Regions from separate parts of the Homo sapiens genome. Here region 2 is linked to region 1. Evidence: read pairs that join two places in POLR2A ChIA-PET (ENCODE). Cell type or tissue: MCF 10A. All regions are shown on one strand.

Region 1 (4,000 bases):
GCTCTGGGTTCAAATCTCAGCTCTGCCACTTCCTAGCTGCACGGCTACTGTAGGTTACCTAATTCCCTGTGTTTCAGTTCCCTCATGTGCAAATGAGGAGACTATTTCCTCATGGGGTTGTGGAGAGGACTAACAGAATCAACACACTTAAAGCACTTAGAGTGGTACCTGGAAAAATTGTTCAAAAATTAGTGGCTATTATCCATTTTTATCACTTCCCTTCTGAAAGCAAATAATGCAAAAATAGGAGGTGAGAAGGTGAGGGATGTTTTCTTGGCATGCACCCAAGACACTTCCGGAGGTAGTCCAGGGCATATTTGCAGTGCCAATGATAGAGTTAAGCTGGGTGCCATGGTCAAGAGTAGTAATACTGACTACCAGCCTAGCACCCGTGAGGGTGGGGGAGGCTGTAGGAGATCTGAGCAACTCATAAGCAAAATCCTTCTAGGATCGAGTGAAGAGTTCCTTTAACTTTATCTCCTGTCCTAGGCTCTGCCTCTTTTCACTCAGGAGCACAACCAATGGCAGAGACTGGAGGACTGATACAAGACAAGGGGGCAGTACCCACTCCTCAGGCCACCTTGTTAACAGGCACTGGCTGGGCTGATCCACATTCCCTCAGGCCCACTTCCCCCTGCTAAGGAGGAAGAGGGAAGCTGTGACTCTTTTGTAGACCAACTACGAACACAGATAAGCAGGGGCCTCTTGGCCCAGTACTCGGTGTCCATTGACACAGAATGTCCTTCACCCATATCTCTGAGTTTGCCCACATGCTTCCTTTAGAAGCAGTTGGGTCTAGCAGCCTTTCAGGGAATTATGAAAACTCTAAAAACCCACAGGAATTTTCCCAAGCCCTTACCACACATCCCACACTTGCCTGGGTCATCATGGTGACTCTGTTGCAAAGCCAGGGTGAAGCGTCTTCAACCTGAAGACATGTAGTCCAAGTGAAGACATGTAGTCTGAGTGCTTTGAGTCATACTTACATTGTTAATGATCGTTCTTGGACTTGAATTTTATTTTAGGGCCAGGATCACTTTTTCTAGGTGTCATAAATCCAAGCTAATATGCATATCAGTATGTACCAAATAGTACCAGCTTTGGCATCCAGCTATATGGTACTTTTGATGCTAGGGATGGCAGAGCTCAGCATGGGGGAGCTGTTCTTCTCCATCAGAACCCATGTGAGGGCATGTTACTCTGACGTATGGGATGATGTTCACCATGGTCAGTGTCTGTTGTGATTGTTTACAAAGACTTAGTCCTTGTCCTTTGCTTTCAGATCCCAGTGGAGGGCGCAGCTCATTCTAACAGAAGCCAGCTTTTTTTGGGAAGTTTTGACTGAACTTTAGGGAGTTGTGATTCTGAGAATGGTGTTTTCATACAGTAAAGAGTAACCGGTTTGCTGTCCTAACTAGAAATGGTATTTTTTTTTTCTGTGAGATAGTAGCTCCAAGAAATGGGATGAGACTGAATAGAAAAGCAAAGACCTGGCTTCTCTTCTTTGTTCTACACTTTTGAGCAAGTCCTTTTGCCTCCCAGACTCAGTTTCCCCATTGCTGTGGATATTGACATCAATGATTCCTACAGCCCACCCTGTCTCTTGCAAATGAATTGAATTAGTCTTTAATGCCCCAAATGGTTCAGTGGTAAGCACTGTAAATCTAAGTTAAAATTGCTGGTATTACACAAGGGAAATAAATGTTTCCAGCTCCAGGAAGATCAGCAGCTCACAGCTGTAGCTGGAAATGAGGACATACAGGCTGACAAACTGTAGACACGACCATCTCTTGGGTCTTCCGAAGGGAACCTGGGGAGAAAATGGCAGCCCCATCAGGTAACTGCATCAGTGTACCCTGAAGAGATGCTACCTTGATTTCCACACCAGCTGAGCACCTGAATAATTATATTTGAAGCAGCACAGGGCATAGAACAGATTTACTTAGCATCTGGGGAGCCAATTGCACCCAGGCCTGCCCAAACTGGTCTTTCTCATTGCAGGGTGTGGGAGAACATAGGGCTTTGTGGGTCCCTGGGGACCTGCCAGGCCCAAGGCTGTTGCTCAGCTGTGGGAGGCACGCCAGTTCTCAGGTCTGCTAATGAGTGGTGTGGTGTCTGGCAAGGAACTTGCCTGGAGTGAGTGTGACTAACCATGAATCTTTTCAATAATGCTGACAATTCATTCTCTTTTCTCTCCTTTACCCGCTCTCTTTGCTGGAGCTGGCTGAAATAGGAGCAAATTAGTCTCATTCTGGAAAAGGCAGGGCATGATAAAGGACCCCCTAAAAGGTTTCCAGAGCTCCGTGCCTGAATGTTTTGCAGTCCGTGTAATTATCTGACTTGGGTGAGTCGACAGGGTATTTTTTTTGTTGTTATTTTCTACACTCAATAGCAGGTGGCATCTGAAGAAGTGCCTTGTTACTGTTCCACTGGACTATTGAACAAATTTACATTTGACACCAGCAAAGGTAGTGTCATTATTATTCTATGTGTGTTCCAACCCGAACTGATGACCCTCCATTTCCTGTTCAAAGGCTATGTTTCTTTCAAGGGAAAGATAATGTTTCCACCCCTACATGGAAATGTGGTAGACCTTAAATGCCCTGGACTTCTAACCGGGGGTGGGAGCTGAAGAGGGAATGAACCTTTCCTCTTCTCCCTGCTGCCACCCGTTTTGTTGTTTGATTAAGTGTTCTCTGAGTGTCTAACACCTGAGCTGAACCTTGCATTCTCTCACTGGGAAGGTGTGTACCTGTGTGCTGCTGCGTGTCTCTTGGGAAAGTTGGTCATGCCATCTGTTGGTTAGTGAGTTGGAAGGCTTTCAGGTTCTGCTAATATTGGATCGAAACTTTTAGAAAGGAATAGAAGTTGTCTAATGAATGTGGTGTCATCATCATGGGTTAGACCTCTGAGTATGACTCAAACACACTTTCTTAATAACAGAGGAAAAGCATTTAATATTTGAAATACATGAGCAAGTGAAAGAAAAAGAAATACACGGAGAGTTGGAAAGTTTCAAACAGTTTTAACGTTCCTTATTCTCTAAAATAAACATACTGTCTAGCTCAAACCTGCTTTCCACCTTTTCGTATTTAGGCTTGTTTCTTCTTTCTTTCTTGGCCTTGTGGGACTACTATTAACTTCTAAAGAGGTTCAAAATGGTAACTGGAGGTATCAAAGCTATCTTTTCCAGATTAAAACTTGGGACATGTGTTCCAGCATGTGTCAGAATATTTTCAGGAATGATACGTGAATGTATTTAAAATTAGAGTTTTCTCTGACTATTCTGAACATAGAACTCCTTTCATTTTCTGACTACCTTGTATTCAGAGGCATCATAGATTACAGTTTCATGTAGGAGTTGCAACTGATGGCCCAAGGTCGGATCTCGGTTTTAGTCATGTTTTGTATAATGTACAAAATGTGCTGTTGTGTAATGTACAAAATGTACTGTTTCAAAAACCAGGAAATTTCACATAAACATCTAGATTTCTAACTTCTAAAAATTCTAAAATCTGGCAACACTGACTACAGAGGCCCAGAATGGTAATGCTATTAGAACTAAATGGCTGCTGCCTGTTCACAGGATGCTTTGCCACGTGCCTCACCACTGTCTAGTGCCTCATATTTAGCCTTCCTCACCTCTTTCCATTGTGTGTCTGGCCTCTGTAAGCATTTGAATTTGTGTTTGTTGATTTTGTCATACAGTCCACTTGTGGTTGAGGCTTCTGGCTACTCATCATCAGAGAAGGGATATGGCTTCTTGACTTTGGTTGAGTCAGGTCCCATCTCAGAGAGCTGGTCCTTAGTACAAAGTTGGTCATAAGCTGACATCTTATACCTCAGTTATTGAAAACCCCAATACCTCTGATATGTTCCATTTTTGCTTCTTTGATTAGAGTAGATCTCATCATTAATGGGTAGTTTGGTTTATTCCTTGGTATTGTGAAATGAGAGACATAAACATCTTGTATGTATTGTTTGCTACATGCTTGTTCAT
Region 2 (4,000 bases), 140 kb after region 1:
AATATTCTCAACACAAAAAATGATAAATGTTTGAAGTAATGGATATGATAATTATTCTGATTTGATTATTACACAATTGTATATGCATATCAAAATATCACACTGTATTCCATAAATGCATACAATTACTATGTGTCAATTAAAGATCATAATGAATAATAAAAATGATGAGATACAAACAAATGTAAATAATGGGCTGGCACTCACATTTTATTCCCCTTGTCTAATAATATATTGTGTATCAAATTTTGCTAAGGGAGGATCCAAGGTGCACAGTTAAGCAGGCATACTACAGTACAACAGATTTCCAGACATTTTTTTAGAATCAGTTTAAAGATAGGAACCTTCATCTCAGAAAAATGCAGAGGAGGTTATGCTTAAAGTTCAGGGGTTTATGTTTTCCCATGTGTCTATTTTTGCTTTTGTTACCTGTGCTTTCAGTGTCATAACCATAAAATCACTGCCAGGACCAATGTCATGGAGAATTTTCCCTATGCTTTCTTCTGGGAGTTTCATAGCTTTAGGTCTTACATTAAGTGTAATCCATTTTGAGTTGATTTTTGCTTATGGTGTAAGATAAGGGTCCACTATAATTCTTTTGTATGAGGATATCTGGCTTTTCTAATACCATTTGTTGAAGAGACTATCCTTTCTCCATTGTGTATTTTTGAAACCCTTGTCAAAGATCAGTTGTTCATACACATGTGGGTTGATTTCTGGGCTCTTTCCTCTGTTGCATTGGTGTGTATGTCTGCCTTTATGCCCATACCACACTATTTTCATTGCCATCATTTGGAATATATTTTGAAATTAGAAAGTGTGATGCTTCCAGCTTTGTTCTTCTTTCAAAGATTGATTTGGTTTTTTGGGGTCCTTTGTGACTCCATATAAAATTTGGGATTTTTTTTCTATTTCTGTGAAAAAAAAGTCATAGAGAGTTTGATAGGAATCCACTGAATCTGTAGATCACTTTGGGTAGTATAGACATCTTAACAATATTATATCTTCCAATCCATGGCCATGGATGTCTTTCCATTTATTTGTGTCTAATTTCTTTCATCAATGTTTTGTAGTCTTCAGTGTACAATCATGATTCTACTTACATGAAGTATCTAAAATAGTCAAACTCACAATCTGGGAGTAGAATGGGTGGTTGCCAGGGGGTAGAGGGGAAGAGAAATAGGAAGCTGCTAATCCATGGACATAAAATCTCAATTATGCAAGATGAATAAGTTCTCGAGATCTTCATTGTTCCTTTGGATAATAAGACATTATTGTACACTTAAAATTTAAGAGGGTGATCATATGTTAGGTGTTCTTACCACAATAAAATGAAAGTTTAAAAATTCTTCAGGGGTTTATGGACTCCCCAAAAGCCATTCATGGTCCTGTAATCATCAGATACACATTTTTTTAATTTTCAGAATAAAGAGTGGGCAACTTTGAATTGTTGCTAACGTAATTCTCAAGCTCATATATGACTTGAAGAAATTTTAGTGGCTAGCTACTATCTGCTCCTGGGTACGCTCTGGTTAAGGAGGAGCATGACATTTGCAATGGGGCCTCAAGGTTTCCTTGTAGCAGCCATTGCTCAATACCGAGACCTGACTCATTTACTCAGAAAATCCCTATGCCTCAAAGGGTTGCTTCAGAAGATTGTAAAATCAGGACAATGGGCAAAGAAAAGCTGTTCCAAAAAAATAGGGAGGAAGTCCATTAAATAGAAGAGTGTGGCTGTCACCTGATTTACAATTTACAGCAGTTTGTGACAACAAAAAGGATGTCAGGTTGTGTCCCCCTCAGAGGATGTATAAATCAAGGGAATTGTGCTATTGTTCCACTAAACAACACCAGAGAGGCCAGCTTCCAACACAATTCGCTGGACTAGATGGCTACTATCCATGAGGCCTAGAACTGGCAAGACGATGTTCACCAAGGCCCAGAGGATTTGAATTCTTTATCCAGTGACCAACATCAGGCAGTAACAGATGGTGGTCCTGGATGAGTTGCGACAGTTGACCATTTTTCCCAAACCTTCTCACTCTTTGATATATCCCTTGGCTTAGTTCTATGTGCAATATAATTTGACCTGAGCATTTCCCATGCTTTTAGAATTCAAATTAGTTGTCTCCTCTTAATGTTATCATTATCTGATTGGGATTCCTGCATCTCCATTCTCTGGTATGTGATGGTCTTGAATCCAATTTTATAAGCACTTTTAGTCTAGGAGGTAAGAAGACAGTCCCAGATAGCTGATGTTTATTAAGGAAGCCAGGATGCCTCAGTGTCACTGCTTTTGTGCTGATTTGGAATAGTGTATTTTAAAAGGCAAAAAGGCCTTTTCTAAACCAAGGACATCATCTGATAATAAGTTTAAGAAATGAGTAATTAGCATTAAATGTTTTGTGCATCATACCACAGGAGAATAATCCCAGAAAAGGGCAGGCATTATCAGCTTTACACTTGTGCAGAAATCTGGTCTTCTGTGCCTTAGAAGAAAATTGTTTCTAAAAATCATATCAGGCAAATTCAACCTTAATTATTAGTTAGCCAGAGGCAATACATTTGAAATATAAAGTCTCTGTCTTCTAATCACTGTCCGGCAAGTTGTTTGTGCTGTGACTTTAGGCAAGTCATTTGACCTCTTAATTGTTCACATTTTCTCATCTGCAAAATGTGCGCATTAGTGCTAGAAATCATGAAAAGAAGCACTTGCAAAGTATTGATGTAAAGTAATGCTGTCTTCATTTTCTAAGACATGATTACTGATCTGAAGTTTGGCACACACTAAGCAACTTCATAAATGCTTATTATATTTATGAGTGAATGAATGGGTGAACAGATTATTCAAATGTGCTTTGCCATATTTTTCATGCAGGCAGCCCTGGAATTTCATATTTTTATATATAAAAAAGTTTAATTTAAACAATTTATATATATACACACAATTTATACAATATAAACAATTTATGTGTGTATATATACGTATGTGTATATATACACACATATATATATGTGTGTGTGTGTGTGTATATATATGTGTTTAAACAATATATATGTTTATACACACACACACACCCAGGGGCTTAAACCTCAGGTCACACACACATACAGACACGTATATATATACACACACTCTTACAATATTATGCGATCATCCCAGCCCAATAGCCATTGGATTAATCTTCCCTCTTGACTCCTTCGAATTTCCTTCTGCTCTTCTCTTTCATTCCCATTTCTTTCTCCAAGACACCTATTTCTCATTCCATAAACTAGCCTTGCCTACCAGTCTTCACTAATTTCAGTACAGATCCAAACTACTTCAGGGATGGTCTAAAATGGCAAGACAGATAACAATGGATGCTCATGTATCCAAAGGGCACAAAGAGAGAATACCAGATTAAAGCGGTGATTTTCCAACTGTCTACCTGTCTTAATAATACCTCAGTTACCAACAACCGAGTCAGTGAAAAAGAGGGGATAACATACATGTTCAAAACATACAGCATTCATGACCTTGGGGATGCTTCTGGAGTAGATGATCACATGGACAATATAAAAAGTTCTCCTGGCTCCAGGGGACCAGTAATTTGCTACATCATAAAGCTTAGCAAATATCCTGTCCATTCACAGAGCAGATTAGTCTATGGCAGTGTGTGGGCTCAGCCTCTGATTTTACATAGGTTATGTAAGGTTTCCTTGAACCTCAAGTTTCCAAATCAAAATAATAGAATTATTGTTATCTTAAAATAATCAAAAATGTATTTTTTTTGGACTAACTGGTTAATTCGTAACTGCAAGTTCAAATATTCTCCGAGCCTCCTGGATGCAGTTACAGCTTCTAATCATTTTAGCTTAAATTTCAAACTTCTATAAACTTGGAAGAAAGGATAAAAATACTAGGACAACAAAGGCCAAACAGAGGTGGCTTTATTGACAATATAATGTAATTAAGATTTTAAAGCAACCATCAGACAGTTAAGTTTAAAAGCTACAGAGG

What was found. Peaks named below come from ENCODE experiments on the same cell type or tissue, not always from the same donor. Only the 100,000 strongest peaks of a DNase experiment are listed, where the experiment ranks them.
Region 2: POLR2A ChIA-PET joins it to region 1 with 6 read pairs; 1 of 35 experiments calls an interaction of 5 or more read pairs at or near these places.

Annotation. Positions count from the first base shown.
Region 1 is chr13:40,058,542-40,062,541 of GRCh38, reverse strand. No RefSeq gene overlaps it. Among named protein-coding and RNA genes, the nearest start is that of LINC00332, 120 kb to the left of the region's middle. RefSeq lists enhancers at 1,904-2,033, 3,280-3,469. In MCF 10A, no CTCF peak of the experiment used is centred here; DNase peaks (open chromatin) are centred at 881, 2,051, 2,791 and 3,551.
Region 2 is chr13:39,916,620-39,920,619 of GRCh38, reverse strand. No RefSeq gene overlaps it. Among named protein-coding and RNA genes, the nearest start is that of MIR4305, 250 kb to the right of the region's middle. In MCF 10A, no CTCF peak of the experiment used is centred here; a DNase peak (open chromatin) is centred at 1,589.